Regions from separate parts of the Mus musculus genome. Here region 1 is linked to region 2. A link is a loop called in an ENCODE intact Hi-C map of the cell type or tissue named here. Cell type or tissue: left cerebral cortex. All regions are shown on one strand. Each heading gives the region's core, and the rest is flanking DNA. Links, peaks and the distances in the headings are about the cores only.

The links. Peaks named below come from ENCODE experiments on the same cell type or tissue, not always from the same donor. Only the 100,000 strongest peaks of a DNase experiment are listed, where the experiment ranks them.
Region 1: a loop joins it to region 2, with 3 times the contacts of the local background. A loop is called at or near these places in 10 of 42 quality-filtered maps.

The regions. Positions count from the first base shown.
Region 1 is chr17:71,959,780-71,970,782 of GRCm38, reverse strand. Alk (anaplastic lymphoma kinase) reads left to right here. Exons shown (of 29, transcript NM_007439.2): 9 at 3,128-3,297. Among named protein-coding and RNA genes, the nearest start is that of Gm41613, 160 kb to the left of the region's middle. In left cerebral cortex, for the core only: a CTCF peak has its summit at 4,863; DNase peaks (open chromatin) are centred at 4,852, 6,010 and 7,936.
Region 2 is chr17:72,600,279-72,611,281 of GRCm38, reverse strand. Alk (anaplastic lymphoma kinase) reads left to right here and starts at 6,975. Exons shown (of 29, transcript NM_007439.2): 1 at 6,975-8,254. The coding sequence starts at 7,573. In left cerebral cortex, for the core only: CTCF peaks have their summits at 4,843 (motif pointing left), 6,123 and 6,362; DNase peaks (open chromatin) are centred at 7,473, 8,021, 9,035, 9,643 and 2 more places; H3K4me3 peaks cover 2,863 bases.

The DNA of each region.
Region 1 (11,003 bases), core at 1,407-9,406, 640 kb after region 2:
CACTGCAAGGTCTGGTGTGAGGATCAGACTCTGGAAGGAAAAAACAACTGGCTCAGAGACAGAATCTGGAGATCCTGCGTGGGAAGGTGCAGTTAAGACGTAGGCCTAGGAGGCAGGCAGTGGGGATGCACACCCTTAATCGAGAGCCAGAGGCAGGTGAGTCTCTGAGTTCGAGGCCAACCTGGTGTACAAAGTGAGTCCCACGCAGCCAGGACTACACAGAGAACCCCTGTATCTGGAGGCAACACATCTGAGTAGACACATATCCCTACTGACTCAGGGATCAAGAGACACTGCATGATCCCAAACACATTTACTAGTTGTCTACTGACTGCCTGTTTGCAGTCTTATTCTTCATCTATTTCTAAGAAACAGACACTACTGAAGTATATGCCTTAGGTGTCACATTAACTCTTAGGTGTGTTCGTAATATAACTCATCATTTCAAAGCAAGGTTTGTCTGATGGTTTCTTTTCAGTCTGTTTACTCATCACTCTTACTAGTTAGGGCAAACAGGTTTGGTGATTAAAGTCTTAGTAATGTCAAGGGTCTTGCATTGTCTTGTGTGTCTTCTATGGGCTATTGGGTGGTCCTACATCACAACCAAAGTCAGTTACATTGTTTAAATCTTAACTTGCTATTTATATCCCCATATGAGGGCAGGGAAGTGTTGTGTGGAGTGAGTCAAAACGGAGTAACACACAGTAAACATTTCAGAATATGGAGATGACCATATGGGAGCCTGGAAGCAAAAGGGAGCCTTAGCACCTCCCGGGGTGGAGGTGAGGGGACTAAGAACTCTTTAAACACCACCCCCCCCCGCGCCCCCACCCCAGTCTTCTCTCTCTTGCCTCTTCTCTCTGGTTTCCTTTCTCACTCCTCTATCCCCTCTAGCTCATCTCTTCCCCTCCCCCAACCCTGATTGAATTAAAACATATTGCCAGAAGATGAAGAAACCTCTTGTGTATCTGTCAAACACCTGTGACTCAGCCCGGCTGCTCCATCAGTATTTGCTGACTAGAAAGCACGCTGATTTCCTTAGATCATAGAGGACCATACCATGGTTACCTTGACTTTTTCCAGTGGAGAATAAGAACCCATTGAAAGCTTTTGAGCCGAGTCACAGATGACAGCGGAATGTGACAGAAGTTCACAAGAGGTTTCAGAAGGGAGAGAGAGAGGGGAAGGGGTACTTTAGGAGCCATGGATGTACTTCAGAGAATAAGTTCTAAAGGCAATATGAGACTTCTGTTGTTAGATTAATGAAGAAGTGAAGATAGAAGCCTGTTGGAAAAACATTGAAGAGTGAATGGGGATGTAGCTCAGTGGTACTGTGCTTGCCGAGTATGTACAAGGCTTCGGGATCCATTCCTAACATAAAAGAGAATAAAGAAGGGGACTCATTTACCTTCCTGTTACTAGATATGCGAACATCTAAGTGGAGAATAGAAACAGATTGTGAGCCAGAAGAGCCACAAGAATTAAATAGAAGGCATTTAGTTTTCCTAAAGTGGGAGGGATCTGATCTTCTTTGTGGACAGAAGAGCTATAGGCACAGCGATTGAAGGTGGTAGGGGAAAGGGGGGGATCAATTGAAAGGGCAGGGGCTAGAAGGCGGTGGGATGGGCAGCCACAGAATGGAGAAAGTACCAACACATGCACAGAGGTAAGTACCAACAACCAAGGGCACTGAGGAACAACAGTTCCACTTTCCAAGTCCAAATCCACAGTGTTCTGGAGCAAAATAAAGGAGAGTACATGTCAGGCACAGTCCCAAGCAGGACACTGCATGCCATAGACTATAAGAAAGTATTGCCTATAGTGTAGGTTTGGTTAGCATTACCTAAGGTGGAGTTGGTTAAATCCTCTAATCAGTGTTATCCAGCCATACAAGAAAACTGAGTAAAGACAGAAAAACATTGGTAGATTCCTTCAGCTACCATGGGAGGTTTTAATGGGGGTGAGTATTTGTTCCCCTGGATAGAGACATGTGACGGTAAATTTGACTCACCGGATCAGGACCCAGGATCCAGCTATGGCTTGGTTAGAGATGGGGTTTCTAGGTAGGACAGTATAAATTATCAGGCTACTATGGATGGTGGTACCATCCTCTTCAATTGAATTGTAAAGCAGCTACCAGTCAGGGCTTGGGAGACAGAAGCTGGGCATGACAGAGAACTAGCTCTTCAAACCACGAGAGCCAAGAACCATGGCTGACCAGAGCTCTGCATGTTCAGGATACACTATGTTTGCCCATCTTTCTCCGGGAGCCTTTTTCTTTCAGACTCTGAACAGCAGAGTTCTTTTACATGCTAGGTGTTGTTTGTAGATTGCCTCGATCAAACACAACCTCTATTATCTTAAACCTCAGTTTGTAGCCTGCACTGCCTCTGAACATGACTACATTTACACTTTCTTATAAAGACTACTATTAGCTACTGTTTCCTTTCAAATGTCTAGGGAATGGTGCCATAGAAACCCACGACACAACAAAAACAGACGCTTTCGGCTTCCTTTTGGCAAAGCAGCATCCTTATTTGGGAAGATAACTATATTAGGATATCATGATATATAGGTGTGTATCTGAGAGAGAGAGAGAGAGAGAGAGAGAGAGAGAGAGAGAGAGAGAGAGGAAGTCTCCCATTAGCTAACATGTGATCTGACACTGTTCAAACAACACCTGTAATTATTAGAAGGAATACAAAAGTCCATTATTCCTAAATCAAAAGAAATTGAATGGGAAAAAAAATCACCTCTATTACATCACATAGTGAGTTGAGACCATAGGCAAAAATCTTTGGGTATCCTTAAGGAAGCTCGCCTGAATAACCCTACTGGTCTAGTGCAGAGGTAGAATCACTGAAATTTGGGGTGATATCATCAGCCTCAATGAAGCTTCGGATTGCTCGATGGTGGTTCCTGCCCAGATCCTTGAACTCCAGTGAAAGTCCTTTGGCAGCTGTTAGCAAGATCAGGCTGTGGGCATCAGCTGCCTTTGCTGGATCAATTCAGATGAGCCTCCAGCAAAGTCCTTTAAGCTTCTGCCGGGGCTGCAAGGATACTTGAGGTTTCCGTGGTACAATAACATTTTAACTGATGTGTGCATCTCTCTCTCTCTCTCTCTCAGCTCCGCATGTCCTGGCTCATCCGCGGGGTTTTGAGAGGAAACGTATCTCTGGTGCTGGTGGAGAACAAAACCGGAAAGGAGCAAAGCCGGACTGTCTGGCATGTCGCCACTGACGAAGGCTTAAGCCTGTGGCAGCATACAGTGCTGTCCCTCCTCGATGTGACTGACAGGTGAGTTACTATTCATTCCCCCCACCCCACCTCCTGCTTTGTTTTACCCTACAAGGCACAGTGCTGACCTGGGAAGGTCTCACACTCCCCCATGCCCTTTATCTAAGACGTTTGATTGGTTGTTTTTTTCTCTTTGCTATGACAAAGTACCTGACAACTTAAGGAGGGAAGGTGACTTTGTTTGGGTTTTACTGCTGTGAACAGACACCATGACCTAGGCAAGTCTTATAAAGGACAACATTTAGTTGGGGCTGGCGTACAGGTTCGGAGGTTCAGTTCATGACCATCAAGATGGGAGCAGGGCAGCATCCAGGCAGGCATGGTTCAGGAGTTGCTGAGAGTTCTACATCTTCATCTGAAGGCGGCTAGTGGAAGACTGACTTCCAGGCACTTAGGATGAGGGTCTTAAAGCCCATACCCACAGTGACACCCCTACACCAACAGGGCCATACCTTCTAATAGTGTCACTCCCTGGGCAGAGAATACACAAACCATCACAGAAGGGTTTATTTTGGCTCGTAGTTTGAGGGTTTAAGCCATCATAGCAGGGACAGCACAATGACAAAAGCATAAGGCAGCTGGTTACACTGCATCAGAGATGAGTAATCATAGAGCCATAAAAGCTGGTGTTGGCCTGGCTTCTTTCTTTTACTTCAGCCTGAGACTCCTCCCCATTGGATGGTACTGCCCTCTTGGATGGTAGTGCCCCATTGGATGGTACCGCTCCATTGAATGGTTTTAGGTTGGGTCTTCCCACCTCAGTAAACCCAATCTAAAATCCTTTCACTGACAAGTCCAGAGGTCTGTCTCCTAGGCAGTTCTACATCCTGTCAGGTTGGCAGTCAATATTAACCACCACACCCATGTACACACAGAGACATGCACATCTCCTGCCAATTGCCGGGAGCTCGAGATTCTTCAAGGGATGGCGCACTAATGAACACTCATCTCCTGCAGCTCTCACCTGGCCTGATTGGCTTTCTTCAGGATCTGTCTGTGGAGAGAGCAGAAAATGAGGCACTCGAGCTACTACCAAATGATGCTCGGGTTTCATATCTCTATGGCATTTTCTCTCACTTGATGGATGTTGCCTTACTTCCTCTTATTTCCTCTCATTTCCTCTTTCCTCGTTAACAACAAAACCTTAGTGGGTGGGGAAGCTCCATCACTATTCTCCACCGTTCTTTTAAAGAGGAAAAGCTGAAAAAAATCAAAGGAGCAAAACAAGTTTGTCTCTGAGCCAAGACTGGAACCAGGGGGCGGGGGGGGGGGGGGTACTGCTCTATTGATTCAGCTCCAGAGGCAGGTTGACATAGGGAGATGCCAGACTCCTCACTGACCAGAGAAGAGCTTCTACCAGGGACCCTGGTTCTTATCAGACTTTACTACCAGTAACCTCTGTGACCTTGGACAAGAGCCTTGACTCCTTCCAGGTTTAGTCCTTCCCACTTCCAAATGGATATGGCTGGATTACCAGATCTCCAGCTGCATGGGGCATTGGATTGGAGCCGAAGCCTGTGGAGTTCAGCTGTCACTTGTCTCCCTAGGATGGCACTACCCTGCCACCTGCAGTCAGCCTGGAGCAAGCAATGCTTGAGTTAAAAATGGCCTGGCACAGCAGCATGTCTGTGACACTCTGCTGTGCTTTACTGAATATCCCACAGGTGGCACAGACATAGCCTATAGCAAAAGGCAGGGTGGCATCTCACCTACAGGGTAGACTGGAAGGGAAAACCACCTGCTATTGGCTAAGCATCACGCTCTACCATCTAGTGCAGTCTTCACAATAGTCTTACAAGAGATACTCAAATTACCATTCTGGTGAACCAACCTTTGAAATACAAGGACCAAAGGCTCAAAGCAGGGCAAAGAGTGATGCCTGTTGTCATGAGGCTTCGTAAGTGTGGAGCTGGGCTTTGAATTCTTCTCTCAAACCTCATAATATGCTGTTCCTTGCCACTTCTAATGGGAACTCTCCTGTCATAGAGAAGAAACCCCCTTCTAACTCAGAACAGCATCCATCCTCTCCTTCCAATGTATGTGGCTTGATGATCAGAGCCCATAGATGTCCCCAGGCTCAATGACCCTGGGACAAATGGATTTAATTAAAGTGGAGGAAGGGGAAAGTATGAGTGCCACCTCCATAGGCCGGTATTTCATCCTTGGGGACTGTGACAGTCACACACAGGGATTGGAACCTTGCTGGCGGTGCTGGAGCCATCCCTCCTGGGAGATGTAAAATTAATTCTGACTGTTACCCCTTCTCTCTTCAACCCAGCAAGTTCTCTGTTTCGTAGCTACTCCAGGGGATTTAAAGCAAGGAGGACGTTGAGTCCACTGGCTCCCTTCCGCAGGAGATGCATTTGAAGGAGACTTTGTTCCTAGCCTTCCTCTTCCCCCCACTGATGGTCACTAGCAGACTGGTATTTCCAATATTGATCCTGAGGCCAAAGCATCCATTTGAGGACTCAGTGAAGATTCAGACAAAAGCCAGCTTGGTTCACAATGCACCGTGACCTAATTCACACATAATTACAGGGGGAAGAAAATGTCTCCATTCACAAAAAAAAAACGCCTGCCAGCCACCAACTTGTTCTCAAAGCTAGAGGCAGTGTGGGAGGCACGCAGACCGGAGGCACAAGATGAGGAAGCGCAGGTGAACTGTCTGATAGTTTCGCTTGCTAAACTCAAACTAGACTATAGCAGCAACGGAGAGGAAGTGGGACAGCAGCGTGTCCAAGTGAGCGCAGGCTTTCAAGTGGACGGTCCCAAGCTTAGTTAGTGGTGTAACCTCATCCCATCTATTGAAACTCCCCGAGTCTCACCATCCCATCCTGTAAGCAGTACTTCACCAGGTTGTTATGGGAATAAATAATAGGATCGCCAAAAGAATCTATACATAACGGGGTGTCAGGAGGTTTTCAGCATCTTTTATTCTAGCCTCTAAGTGGCTTCATAAGTAATTTATTGAACAAACAGTACAAATCCAGCCACTGATCTTCCATGTTCTGCAAAATGGAGGCATACAGCTGTCTCTGGTTTGGGGAAGAAAAGTGGTGAACTCCTCGGTACACACTAAATGCTTCAACACTAAAAGCTGCTAATAAGGAATATTACTAAAAATGACAAACTTCTCTTCCCCCATCACCTGCACAGTGCCTCAGAGGAGTCTGGCATAGTCATCTCAGAAATGATAACGATAATGATAACCTCAAAGGTGAGGTTCTTGTGAGTGCGTAAATCGTAGAAGTCCTGCAACTTCTTCTGACCTCCTCCCAGGAGAGAGGCCACCCCAGCTGCCTGGATTGCCACAAAGTGGAACGGGGGCAGGGGGAGGTTAAAGGAGAGAAAGAAACCAATTAGGGAAGAAAGTAACAGAAAATGAGAAATGAGCAGAGGACAGAAGCAAACCACCTCCCTTCTCCCAGCCCCCGGTGGTAGGCATTCGCAGTCTATGCCCTCAGCCTTCATCCCACATCTCCACCATTCAGCACCTTCCTCGTTGTCAGCGCCCCATCATAGACCTTAGCCGTTGGAAACATTATTCTCCATGCTTCCTTATATCATCTCTGCTCCCCCAGGGTCTCCAACCTGTACAGTCAGGAAGTACTCTTTTCAAAGATCCTATCATAGATAAGATTCCCCATAACCTCTGGACCGCCCATGAGCAATTCTTTTAAACACAAGTCTATTCATGTCCCTGGCTTCCTGGGGCTTTTAGGGCATTCCCTATGTTCTCCAATAAGACCTTTCTTTAAGGTTATGTGTGATGTGTCCAACCTCAGCTTCAGTATCTCATACCATTCATTCTCCTCCTCTGCCTAGACTCCTCTCACTCGGTGGTACCATGCCAAAGTTCCTTACCAAGCCAAAACTCCTTACCTCAAGCTTTTGCATTTTCAAGTTTCTGCACATTAATATTCTTCCTTTGCCATCCACACTTGTAAATACCACTCCTCGCTCACTGTTTAAAGAAGTCTTCCCTCCATCCTGGGCTATCTGTGTGCCCACAATGTGTCCTTGAGGCTCTTGAGGCAAACATGTGCCTTTTCTTTCATTTTTAATGGGTTTTTTTTTTAAATATTTGAATTGGTACACAGGGCAGAGATCATGTCCCTATCTTATATGCCACTGCTTTCTGAACCTAGTAGCGTGCCTAACATGAAAAGCTCAATAAATCTATGTTGCCAGAATATGTCTTGAGAAAAATTGACTATATACCTCAAAACAGCAGCTGAATGAGCTGAGAATTCACCATTGGAATCCCTCCAGTTACCCCTCTTCTGTCCAACCTGTGTCTAGCAAAACAGACGAGACCACTTTATAATAAACGCGACCACAAAGAGTTCCATATTTCAAAGCAGCGCCTGTGTCCTGTCAGAAAAACCAAAACAGCATTTGTTACTCTTGTGACAGGGAGACCCTCTTTGGGGACTCGCCTGGTGCCTGTGCTTTCTTTGTGTGTGGTCACTGTCCTGTCAAAACCACTTTATGAGAAAGACTTTGATCTTAACCGTGTGCCACCCCCCTCCCCCCGGCGCCTGTGAGTTGGGAGCTTGAGCTGAGCGTGGAGACCAAAGAACTGCAGTCAGATTGCTCCCACGCCGCAGCAGTATCTCAGTGACTGTGCCATGTGCCCATTAAAAGGCTGGCAGCCAGAAGCTGTGTGTCCATGAATGGCATCTCTTCTGTCCATTCACAACCATGTAAACTGATAGAAGTAACGTCATCATCTGTCATCATTATGGAATTACCATCACTCTACAACCAGACTGCAAAGATGAACTAGGAAAAAGAATCTCCAGAGCCGTGCCCGGCGTGGCGTGAGCAGTGCTCGGCATGTCATGGGCAACATCCCTGGAATACAGATACGTGCTCTCATGGCAACTTTGAAGGACAGCACTAATTCAAATGTGTTTAAAGGCTTTGTCGTGCTCAGACATCTATCATGAGTAAATATGGCTCCTTTCTTTTTTTCTGTCCTCCACCCACCTCTTCTCCCTCCTCGAGTGTGACTGCCATTATCTCTTCTGGAATTAATTTTACCTTTCTTCAAAAATGGACGAAAAGCAAGTTCTCTCTCCTTATTGTCATCACCATTCATTCTCTTTCAGGGATATAATTCTGGGTTTCCTCTCCATTATCATCTCCCTTACTAACAGCAGTGTTTCCCACTGCCCTAAGCCTTGACACACTTACAGCATAGAGGCTGCCACTCAGGCTCTCTCTGCGAGAGACTGCGAGATAACCATGGATCAAATCTCGTCACGCAAATCGCCCCAATCGCACAGTCAAATAGAAAGCACACAACTTATCACACCTGCGCAAGCTCGACTCCCCAGCACCGTCGTTAGGAAGGCTTTTAGCTGTATGCTGTATACAAAGTCTAACAAAAAAAAATGTTCCCTCTGGAGATATTTAGGTTTCCTGTTTCCCTTTGCATCCTTTGTCCTAAACGGCAAGTGAGATGCCTCGCAAATGCATCTTCCAAACGAGTTCGGTTAAACTGAGAGTTATGTCCTCATGCATTCATACCAAAAATGCCAGAAATGCTTTTTCTCCCCTGTTCAACTTTTGGCTGTCGTCCTCGGCATCCCTACTTTATCCAGGAAGACTATGGATAGCAGTAGCCTCCCTTCCTGGAGCATCTTTCTGCCCTCAGGAAAGACTTAGCGGGGCACTTTCTTCATTGTTGTCTGTGTAGAGAAGTATATACACCAAACACTACAGGCAATCCTGGGTTCATGGGTCTAGACATCCCCTGCTTCTGGAAGTGTTATGTTTAACTTGTATTTTTTCACAAATTGCATCACAGCTTCCTGGTGCAGCCATGAATGAGTTTCAAATGCAGGTCAGAACTAACGCATGTTGAGTGCTCACTGCTGGCCAATCACTGTAACGAGTACTTAGCCGCACTATCTGCTTTCATCCTTCAAAGAGTCCCTTGGGATAGAAACTATAATTAACTCCCTTTATATATGAGAAATCTGAGTGCTAAAGAGGTTAAATGATTTTTCCCTTAACCCTTAGGCCACTCTGCTTTCTAGGCCCTGCCTGAGGAAATACAATACAGTGTGTGACAAGAGGTAGGAATCTTAAACATGCTAGGCCTTGTGACTGACAAAATATTTTGGTTCTGAGTTATTTTTAGACCATATTTCTTACACATTTCAAGCTAGTTGTTTAGGTTTTTCTTCTTTGCTTCATAACCCCCTGAGGCCCATAATATCTTATATATTTTAAGAGTAGCTGATGGAGAGATGATTCAGTGTGTAAAGTGCTTATATGCAAGCATAAAGACGTGAGTTTGATGCCTCAGAACCAAGGTTTAAAAACCAAAAGCCAAGCTAGGCTTGGTGGCACATGTTTTTAATCCCAGCTCTTCTCAGTTGGCAGAGGCAGGTGGATCTCTGTGAGTTCAAGTCCAACCTGATTTACATAGTGAGTTCCAGGCCAGCTAGCATTACACAATTACCCTGTCCAAACAAAAGCAAACAAACAAACAAACAAACTGACCACAGCAACTGGAGACAGAGACAGGAAGATTCCTGGCTCGTGCTGGCTAGTCATTCTAGCTAAAATCAGAAGGATCCAGGTCAGAGGCCTTATTTCATAATGTGGAAAATGGCTGAGAAAGACATCAAGATCAACACATTCAGAATACAGTGTCTTTCAAATGCCTGCTATCAGAGTCAAGAAGTGACTTCTAGAATCTCCAGGATAATAGGCAGCACTGTTGTCTTGCAGGGGAAAAAAACTGCTATTATAGAACCATGTTATAGAGTCTCTGTTTGAGCCACCTGAAAGCCCTGTAGAGCAGTTGTCAACCACAAGGTGGTCAGGCAACACCTGCAGAGCCGAGTCACTCAAGGACTAAGCCAAAAAAAAAAAAAAAAAACTGACCTGGTGGAGCAAACCAAATGTGGCCTGGGTGTAACCAGACAGCCACACTGATCATCCAGACAAAGATATAGACCTGTAGTCAGCAGACAGGTAACATCAAAGGATAAAAGGAGGGACCAAGTTTCCATAATGAGTCCAGAGCCTTGTATACAGCACACAGGCATGAGAACAGTCATATCTTTGCCCGAGCATATTAAACTATTCTCCCTCAATGTACCCTGCCTGGCTCACCAGGTTGCCTACAACATAGCCAGAGTGTGTAGTTAGGTAAAGGTTGCAGCTAAAGGAGAAGAGTTCGATGGTCTCCTGCAGCCAGCAAAGGGCAGAGTCTTTCCATCACCATGAGCTGGTTAGTCACCAACCACCAATGCCAAGTGTACTAAACAAATCCTGGGTACCTTAGAAGTACTGCTGTTTGTTGATTGGGATAGCAACACCTGAAATAACAGTATCCCTTCAGTTCCCAGAAATGAAATTCATTTCTTTCTCAGATAAAATCAAACATGGGTGTGCCTGGTGAGTTCAAGAACTTACACCCCTTCCACTGTGGCTCAGGCCTGCACTCCTGCCTTGGACTCCTTTGCATTTGGCTAGCAGTGTAGGGAGAGCATGGAGAGAGGCATTTGAAGATTTTGATGTATTATTACTTCTCACTTTCTATTGACTAGAATTTGCCGCATCATAAAATTTGGGGAATGAAACATTCACACCTCAGAATAGATCCCTCAAGGATGCTGGGAAATGCAGTCTAGCTGTGTGCCCACATAAGATAGAAGTTCATTAAAATGAGGGGGGGAGGAGAG
Region 2 (11,003 bases), core at 1,846-9,845:
CTGCCACCAGCTATGAACACAGTCAGAAAAAGAAAAGGAAGGCAAGAGAAGCATTTCATGCGTATTCCTAAGAGTGAGGACTAGAAGTCCATGTGTTCAGAGCAGAGGATTGATTAAGGAAACCATCAATGCATAATAGATCTCAGGAAGAATTACGCCTGGGGTGGGGGGTCTCATAAAAAAAAAGGGTAAGATATTTTCTTTTGAGGAATTTAGGAGCCAGAACTGGAATGTGTTTGCCACACAAGCATGAAGACTAGTGTTTAGGTACCCAGAACCTACAGAAAAGCTATGTATAAAAGACATGTACTGGTGATGTTGGGACAGGTAGATTTCTGGAGCTAGCAGCCCAGCTACAGACTCAATGAGAGACCCTGTCTCGAAAACTAAACCGTAGAATGCCTAAGGAGGTCAGTCACCATCAGCCTCTGCCTCCACACGTGTGCATTTGCCTACGAGGACTCAAGCACACACGTCTGTGCACTCCTCCCTCTACCCGACACAAGGAAGTAACATCACAATCACAGAAACTCAAAATAGGATCTGCTCATCGTGTCAGAGGTTGAACTCAGAGTGAGAAAGGGGTTCGTAAGATAGCCAGTTGATAGCGAGCATCTAATTTCAATTTTTCCAAAGGAGAACCAAGATTGGTTTCTAAAGCTAATCTGGTATTAGTCAAGGGATGTCAATCATCCAGGGTCTGGGTAAGAAAGCCAGGCAGGCACAGCAGGAATGTAGAATGATGGATCAGATCAGACTGGGTAGTAGGAACTTAATTTGATTGTTCGGACGGCTAGAGCGGGTCCATTGGACTTAGTCTATTGCTTGGAGATTGACTTGCTTACAGTCTGCTGATCCATCATGGAGTCACCAGCAAGCTTCAGGGCTCCAGAGCCCTCTTGCTGACACTGAAAGTCCTCGGCCGGGGCCCTCACCTTTCTTGTTTGGAAATCAGAGAAAGGTAAATAGAAGGATGCTGTGTATTGGTTTGAGGGCTCTTTGAAAGACTCTCAAGAAAGTTACGTTGATAACCAAATTACCCCCAAAGGTTTCTCTTTCATCTTCCTCAACCAAAACAGACATTTTAAGAAGGCAAAAGCACATCAGGATAGGAGGAAGTGATAAAGCCGGCTTTCGTTCGGGAGTTACAATAATAGCCTGTGCCCTTCTTCCCTAATGTGTTGGGCTTCTGAGAACACATGGATTATTGTGAGAGGTACAGTGACTGCTGTTTGCTTTTATCTCCTTGTTTCTCTTCTCTTCTGTAGATGTAGGGTTGTTTGTAGTTTCCAGGAGAGTGCTATTCCTCTGGTATTTGGAAAAGGCTTTCTCTTTGCCTGTGTCACCTCTTATGTGCTACCGTGGTAGAGACCACGGTGATGTGGGCAAGGCAGCAAGCATATTTGAGAAGCAGCACTCTGCAATGGTGGTTGGGCTCTTTAGATTGGCTGTGGATTCACAGTGAATTAATTAAGGGCATTTTTCTTCTCCAGATGGCTCTGGCCTATGGACCTCTTTTTAGTCTATATTAGTCTTCTTCATACAACTTTCAAGTCTTACCTTTCTAAGGGGATCAGTAAGGATATTTGCTAGGTAGATATTTCTGACTCTTCACAGCACTGGCTGCTTCATATAGGTTAGGGTGGTGTGTGTGTGTATGTGTGTGTGTGTGCGCGTGCAAAAGACATATGTTATCTATGGGTTGGAGTATTTGCTTGTTGGTACAAGACCTTCCACAGCTGTATAGTAGTGGCTGCCCCATCAGCCTGGATTCCTATGTGACTGATGAGTCACACAGTCCCAATGTATTTCATTGTTTTTCAGCTACTGAGATTTAGGTGTTTGTGGGGGGAGGATCAAATCCGATTAAAGTCATCTCTGATGAAGGGTGATTTTCATTCCAGGTGGTGCAGTTTTTATTATTTTCCTCCCATGTTTTCTATTTTTATGATTTCTGTTTAGTTGTGGCATAGGCATGGATTGAACTTAATATTCTGGTAATGTAAATTTAAGGTTTTGGTTTGGTAGGAACCTAGGCTTGTATATGTTCATTTGTACATGTGTATGTAGAGGCCAGAAATCAACATAGGTGTCTCCCTTGACTACTTTCTACTTAGTTTTTTGAGATACAATCTCTCACTAAAGCCGGAGATCACAAATTTGGTAGACTGGCTAGCCAGAAAGCCCCTGGCTTCTTTCTGTGGACACTTTCTTGGGGCTGGGGTTACAGGGGCGTAACATGTTACCTGACTTCTGGGCTCCTAGAGTCAGGTCATTATGCCTACCTGGCAAGCACTTTATTAACTGAGCCATCTCAGCCCTAGATTCTGAACTTTTATTTGCCAAAGTACCGTTCCTCTGCACATCATGCCAAGAGAAGCACAGAGTAGATACTTAGTAAATATTGATTGCATTGATACTTAATGACGTTTCTTACCATTGACCATAATGAATATTAGATGATAGCTTAGCAAGCTACAGAAGTAGGGTTGAGGATTGTCTATGGGCTAAGACATACTCTTAGATAAATCTTTGCCCTCCCCCTTTCATTCAGTATTACATTCATCTTATTTCTCCTTCCTTTGGAAACTTAGTCTCCTAGTATCTGCCAACCCTTTTCCTTGGTATAGGATGAGACTGTTGGGTCATTTGAAGACTTCCTCATGGACTTCTTGACTGGCATATTAAAGACCATGCCATCTCCTTTCCTAATTTACTAGGAGCACAGCTAAATCAAGGCTTCTCAAGGTCCTACAATCTCTAAAGAGGAGAGCTGTGACTCCGGCTTTCCTGAACACAATTCGCTTGCTTTATTTGGAGATGTCCTCAGGGTCCCAATTCCTTATTTTAAAGGTTTATTCTTTGACAATTTCATATATGCCTATAATGAAGTTTGACCATATTCACCCACATAACTCCAACTTATCTGATCCCCCACCTCGGCCTCCCTTTTCTTCCCAAGTCTCCCTCCAACTCTTATATCTTTATTTAATTACTCAGCAATTCAACCTCTCAGTGTCCTCCAACAGCAGTCAGAAGTCAGCTTTCTTTATTACCGTGTTCTCCAAAACCCTCAAGGAAGTGGACCGTGTGTGGCTCACCCCTCCAGGCCATGTCTTTCATTTACTGTTTTCTAACCCTACTGGTTTTGTTCTTTGTTCTGCCTTTTGGATGTGTCAGCACGTTCTCGTCTCACACACTTGATTTCCTGAGACCTTTCTCCTTTACAATCTCTGGGAGATTATCCCGCCCAACAAATGAGGACATCCTGTCAGAGATCCCTTCTCTAACCAGTTAGCTAGATCTATTGCAATATCCCAACCCCCACACCAAACCATCCTTCATCGCACATCCTTATTGTATTCTCTTCCCGTGGGAATGTGAGCATCTAGGGATGAGGGACTCAATGTATCTTCTTCAAAGTGACATTGCACAATACAGGCATCAGCCTGTATACACTAGGTACTCAGGAGATATTCATTGACTAAACGGATGTCCAAGGTCTATAGGTCCCAGTCAGATTTTACACTCATGAGATATGTTTACTGAAATTATACCACCTGGATCTAAAATGCTGCTGTTAATTGCCTTCCTTATAGAGAACTCAAAGCCTACCCCAACCGAGTTGTCCATTTCTTTGTATAGAAAAATTGGGAATTCCATGAAAAGGCTCTTCTTTACTTAACCGCCAGAGTTGTGTGCAAGGTGACCCCAGCAACCCAACATTTTTATCGTCTCTTCAGATCTTCTAGTATCTGTACCTGTCCTCTTTGCCATCCTCACCCTCCTGTGTCACTCGTCCTTGCCCTTTCAGCTTCTTCGTTTCCTCTGCCCACACATCACTGTCCATCAGTGCATCCCTCCCCATTTACCTTCTATTGTTAATGAAGGTCCTGGACTCAGATATCTAGGTCAACTCAGGTGATAAATCTTGACACCAGAATAGATCCAATGAGGAGTGACTCTAATTCAGTTTTTATTTGCCCTCCGTAAATAGAGACCTATAACCCCTTCCCCCACAGTACAGTATTACCGAGAATATCTTTTCAACGTTGAGAATTGAACCTCCTGTCTTATGCATGCTAAGCAAGGTCTACGCCACCAAGCCATACTCCCTACCCCATTATTCTCAATACTAACCGAGGATTATTTTGAAGCATACTGGACTCACACTGTGTACACAAGGCATGCTAGCTTTCAGCGCTCACATATTTTGTCTCTATTTCCCCTGTTTCTTCTAAATTCCACTTCCCTGTAACCTCACCTCTCCATGGTGATGTCATAGGATAACAATGTCAAAATTATAGTTGTCCCGATGAGAAGGCCTAATTTGTCTCAATGGGATGTATGATTTTTGTTTTGAGAAAAAGAATCACTAGTTTGAATTCTAACATTGTTATTTATTTGCTGTTTGATCTTGGGCAATTTATTTTGCCTCTCTGAGACTTAACTGTTCCTCCTCTCATGGAAATATTAGTAATTGCTATGTCCTCCCAAAAGGCTACTTGTGTGATGTGAGACACACATGCACACACATACACATTTGTAGACGCAGATGCTTGGTGTCTGATAAATTATCAATAGCCAAAAAATTACCAAGCAAATAGGGGACATGGTCATTTTTGAGTTAGTATAATTTAATCTTCAGGGAAAGGCACGTGTTTCTCCTTGGGAGAAGTGAGAGAGTTAATAAGGCATGAGAGTTAATTGAGACACCCCCCCCCCCCCACACACACACACACATGCTCCCTCCATGAGATACAAAAGCAAGTTAAGGGCTCCTTGGCAGGGCGTTCAGAACCTTGATGGCTAATCCAGGTTGAGTTTCTAGTCTCTGCTGCCCCCTAGTGGCCACTGGTTTCAGAGGCCTATTCACAGTCCTTGACAGATTAAGAGTCAATTCGCCTTTGAACAAGAGTTATACAGACAGGAAAGACATGGAACAGGGGTGTGAAGGGGCTAGTGTTTTGATCCTTTTCACGTTTTAGATAGAAAGATTTTTTTCCTGAGGGTTTTCACAGCAGAAAATTTGATGAGAACCCAAACATACTATGAAAATAATTAACTCCATGGTCTTCTTCCTTCCCCAAGATAGGAGCATTTTTTTTTAATTCTCTTTTTTTCAAATCTCATCCCTTAAACAATTAAGTTGGCTACATATGAGTATTTCACATATACGGCTGAAAGCCAGACGTTCACTGAGAAGTAGTGTTGTTTGTTTGTTTGATTGGTTGGTTTTGTCTTTAGGGTTTCACTGCTCATCATGACAGCACAGTTATGGGAAAGACCCTGGCCTTAAAGGAGCAGGGTCTCCACTTGGCTGTTCTCGCATGTGGGGCAGTGAGCAAGATACTGCATCTCTTAGAGCTGGGTGAGGGAGGGTCCACTGGACAATGTACTGGGACACTGGGAGAGCTAGCATGAGTGAGACAGTCAGCCTTGGAGAGAAGGGACTGAGAAATTTGTGTGAACTAAAACTTACCCTTATCTGGGCTTCTGGTGACACACAGCCATTATCTGAAAGAAAAGGAGACTGGAGGGAGAACCTGGCATTTTAAGTAAGTGAATAAATAGAAGGCCTTGAGTGTGTGTGCCACCGCCCCACACAACCTTCTTCCACAGAGTCATATCCATAGCCTCTGGCCTGCTACTCATGGACCGCTAGGGCAAAGTAGCAGTCAAGAGGACTGGAGGGTGGGCTTGGAAGTCTCACATGAGCAAATGATCCAGAACTGGAATTAAAAATATCCGTCTCATGTGTGGTGGTTTATGCTTGTAATCCCAAATCCCAGCACTTGAAAAGCCGGAACAGGATTTCCAAGAGTTCCTAGTCAGTCTAGGCAGTGTAGTGAGTTCAAGCCCAGCCTGGGCTACAAAAACGAGGTCGTATTTCAAAAAAGGCCAAAATAAAAAAAGTGAATAAACAAATAGTGTCGTGGTGGGGTGGTTGCTCAGCGGCAGAGCGTTCGCTTGTCTTATAGAAGGCTCTGAGTTTCATCCCCAGTTTCTGTCTGGAAACCTGTGCAGACACCATTATGAGAAAACCAAGTGGCTGACAGGTCTGACAGCATTTGTTGCGGCTAAAGCCGAAGAAGAACAACTCAGGCTCTCAGGAATGCTTTCAAATAACAGGAGTGTTGGAGAAGGTTCCCTTTCAAGGCTCCAAGGCTCTTGAATCTTGCAGGGCCTCGCTACCCCTGCCTCCTTCTGGTTTTTCTTTGCCTCCAGATTTATTCCGGAACCTGCTCCTCTGAAGTCGGACACATTTAATCTGTTAAATGTATAATTAGACAGAGTGTTTGGTTGCAACGATCGCTTCCAGTTTTCCCATTTATCCAAAATACTCTCTTGTTCGCACAGCGGAGAAATAGGGCAGGCAATCTGGAGGAAGGAACAGGCACCAGCAGCGGGAGGCGGGGCGGGCTTGGTGCTTTTCTCAATGAATACTGAGGCCTCTGCAGATTTGCATAGGAGCAGATCTCGCAGCGGCATTGGCCGGCGGGCTTGGAAGGGGGCGGGGCCGGCTGCGTGGGCTGGGCGGCTGCGCTGAGTTCGCTCTAGAGCCCCGCCCCTCGCGGAGGCCCCGCCCCCCTTCGGCGCGCGCTCGCGGCACTGCCAGCTGCAAGTGGCGGGCGCCCAGGCAGATGCGATCCAGCGGCTCTGGGGGCGGCAGCAGCGGTGGCAACTGGCACCTCCCGCTGCTTCTGTCCAGCGGTTCTCGGGGGGGCAGTAAGACGTTTTCCGTTCGCCCCCTGGCCAGTCAACAAAACCGCGGGCGCTGCTGGTAGGTGAGGAGGGGGCTGGCTACATTGCGGGCTCCTCTGCCCGGAATGTTTTCACTAGTCGCCAGCGGCCAGGGCCGCCCGGGTGCTTGGGAGTGAACTCCGAGGAACCAAGACGTCGGTGACGGCAAGGACGCTGCAAACTTGCGCGCGTGGAGGCAGCGGGAGCCTCCTCTCCGCAACGCAGAGCTCGTGTTCACGCCCAGAAGTTCAGCGGGCAGGGTGATCGATCCGAAGACTTCCTGCAGCGGAGGTCACTTGAGGGGGCGCTAGAAAGCAGCCCCCTCCGGTGGTCCTTGCCTAGACCTGGGAAGGAGCGCAGAGGAGGTGACAGGAGCGGAGGACGTGGGCAAGACAGTGACCGACTCGGAGCCACGGTTCACAGCCTGGAAAGTTGCAGAAGATTGGAAGCTAAGAGGAGAGCTCTGGTCGCCGAGGGCTCCTTGAACGGTACCTAATTGCCACCTCCCTGGTCCCTGAGCAAAGGCCTCTACAAATGGGGCGCAGCACGGCGAGAGGCGCAGGATCCAGCTGTTGAGCCCAGGGTGTCTCACTGTCTCCGAACTACCCCCTGACTTTGTCTTCCGTTTTGCTGAGAACCCTTCTCGCCTCCTTGTAGCTTGGGAAAAGCAAGGGCGCTCTATAGTGTACACACAGTCCCTGAGATCTAGTGGAAGGAGCCATTCAGGACCAAGGACTATTTGGAGCCCTTTCCTGTTTGGGGGAGAGTGAAGGGCGAGGCTGGACCAGCAAGGGAAGGGAGACTAGTGTAAACTCGCCCTCCAGCGGGATGGGAGCTGCTGGGTTCCTGTGGCTGCTGCCTCCACTGCTTTTGGCAGCAGCCTCGTACTCCGGAGCTGCAACCGATCAGCGCGCGGGTTCCCCAGCCTCAGGGCCTCCTCTGCAGCCCCGGGAGCCGCTCAGTTATTCGCGCCTGCAGAGGAAGAGTCTGGCAGTGGACTTCGTTGTACCCTCGCTCTTCCGCGTCTATGCCCGAGACCTGCTGCTACCGCAGCCACGGTCCCCCTCGGAGCCCGAGGCTGGCGGGCTGGAGGCGCGGGGATCACTGGCCCTGGATTGTGAGCCTCTGCTCAGGCTGCTGGGGCCACTGCCTGGAATCTCCTGGGCAGATGGAGCCAGTTCTCCTAGTCCCGAGGCGGGTCCGACGCTGTCCAGGGTGCTGAAGGGAGGCTCGGTGCGCAAGCTCAGGCGTGCCAAACAGCTGGTGCTGGAGCTGGGCGAGGAGACGATTCTTGAAGGCTGTATTGGTCCCCCAGAGGAGGTAGCGGCTGTGGGGATACTCCAGTTCAACCTCAGCGAGCTGTTCAGCTGGTGGATTCTCCACGGCGAAGGGAGGCTGAGGATCCGCCTGATGCCTGAGAAGAAGGCATCGGAAGTGGGCAGGGAGGGAAGGCTATCCAGTGCGATCCGAGCCTCCCAGCCCCGCCTTCTCTTCCAGATCTTCGGGACGGGTGAGCAGCTCCCACTAGAGTGTGTTGGGATTTGCATTTTTAGTTATACGACATGTAGACACTGCTAACTAACTCTTATTCTTCTAGCCCCCTTTTCATCGTACTTGAACTTAGACCCGTGGTTTCTTTTTATGTGCTTAAACATAGTAACTTCCCAATAGAACCTTCTCTCTCTCTCTCTAGCAACCAAGTTGGGAGAAAAGTTTTCCAGTGTTGGCAGAATGCCTTCCACTGACTTACACACGATCCCACTGGATCATAATTGGATGCCCTCCTTCCTGAGCTCTGAGAATGGCTGAAACGTCCCTATAACGCCCGAGTTCCAAGTTACGGGACCTCACACTATTGCTCTTTTTTTCTTGACTCTTGTTTCTCTTCTAGACGACCACCTATTTGGAGAATGTGGTCGAATTTCCCAGAGAATAGAGAATTCCCCTTAATACTGAGTCTCAGCCAACTGCCTGTCCCTGTCCCTCCTCTCCAGTGCTGGCTAACCCAGAGGTTCTCTTTTCCTTAATTATTCATTCTGCCACATTGGACTCCCACCTCCAGACTGTTTACACACTCAGACTCTCGATGTTCTCAGATGTCCCAGGAAAGTCCCAGAGGAACTAAGGAACAGGGGCAGGAGAGTTGTAGGGAATGGGATGAAAACTGTTGAGGTTACTTTGCTTCGGGGGGAGAAGCAAGACAGTTGCCTTTCCTGCCTCCCCCTTTGTTTGCCCTGGGAGTCTTAGCTTGCATGTGTGTAGCAGCTGCTCTGGATGAGAGCTCTGGCAGGCTCTCATTGCTGGAGGCTCCTGGAGTGAGGTTTCTGTTTCATTTACTTCCCCCATTTCTTCCAAAATTCACCGCATTAGGGGCTGTATGTGCAAGCATTTACTTCTAACTCTGCAGTAGTGTCTTTTGAATGGCAAGCCAGGTGGTTTTGAATGAGTGTGTCTCTCAGAAGACCGTGAGGGGAAGGACTTGTGAATGAATTAAATATGCAATGTAAATGAATGAGAAAAACCGCAGAAAGAGAAATCATGCTTTTAAAAAGAAGCCCACACTGATTTCATTGAACAAACCTAGCTTCTTTTCTACGTCCTCATCATCAGAAATAGATGGAGTTCTTATGCTCCACTGGTTACTAATGTTTAGTATTAATTGGATGAAAAGCATCGAATAGGGTCCATTGTAGAGGTACAGCTTCTCCCTTGCTTACACACACACACACACACACACACACACACACACACACACACACACACACACACACACACACAGAGTCAGTGCTCCCCTGTAGCAGAGCTACCGAGAAGCTGAGACTCCTCTGTCATTGCACAGAAACTATACTGGCATGTGGTCCTCCAGGGAAACAGAATGTGGATTTGTATTTCAGCACGGGCATGGGTGACATCGGTGCCACTTCAAACAAGCCCCTTATGATCAGTGCTGGAATTTGTATTGTGCCTAGTGAAAGGCAGGGTCTGATGAGCTTGGCAGTGCCTTCAGTGAAATAAATGACACGAAACAATGAAACTGTTGTCTCACTAAGGACACTTTTGTAAAGAACAGCTGGGCTGTAACAGTATTGTGGCTTTTGCGGTTTATACATGAAACCTCTTTTAGCGTTCAGGGCTTCTGTAATGGATGTAAAATGACTTCTCTGGAAAGACAAATTTTCTTTCACGTTCATGTCTTTGAGCACTGTTGGGGCTTCCTCATCACCTCTTGTGATATGACCATATGCCCCAGCAGTCTATATCAACTGTTGTCACATGTTTGATGTCAAAGAGGATCATTTTCGAGCCCCAAACTTACCAACTATAGACAGGCTGCTAAGAAACTATCAGTGGATATCTGAGTCACAGACCGCATTCGAAGAACATACTACTGTAGTTGAGCCCTGTGTGCAGAAATCAAACTGTGCTCAGGGGGAGCTTCATGGAGAAAGGACTGTCTCCCAAGCGCTGGTCTGCTACTGGTTACAAGGAAGTATGAGCTTCCCAAGTCCTCCCTGAGGAGCTCGGTCCATTTGGCAGCGGGGCCAATCCTTATGCATCATTTGACACACATAGAAATGCTGGCTTCAGAAAGAGCCAGGATTCTGCCATTAAAAGGCCAGAAATTTTGGCCAGGCATATTTTTTTTTCCCAACAGGATTGGGATCAAATGGTTATTGATGGGATCAAATAAGACACTAAGTGTAAATGGATGAGCTCTCTGTGACCTCCAGAGAGACAGACAGCTTGTTGAAGAGCACTTCAGGCTCCGTGGTCGCCATACTTGAACAAGATGGGCTCTCTTGTCTCTGAGGGCAGGTCCTGTCTGTGGCTAGGCAGCTAGGCACACAAGACTGGCCTCTTGCCTCACTGCCTCCCCAGCATCCCTCAGATACTGGTTCCATCACAGACCTTTCCATGGTGTTGTAACACACCATATTCCATGTTGGGGGCAGCGCACATCACTGTGGCTCCATTCATCTCTTGGTATGGAAATTCTGGCTTTCATTCTGCCACTGTGGTTGATTTTTTCTACTTCTTATGTTGGGGCAGGAGATGAGTTTATTCTTTTTCATATAGCCTCTTAGTTATAGAATGGAATTTTTTTCTCTTTTGTGACATAGGGTACTCCATTAAACACAAGGAAAATGGACAAACTCAGTTTCTTTCTTAATGACCAAGGGACTTATGGTCCTGCCAAGAGGGGAGCAATAGGGCTAATGGTCTATGTGTGGGGACATGTTCTGCTGCTCCTTATAGTC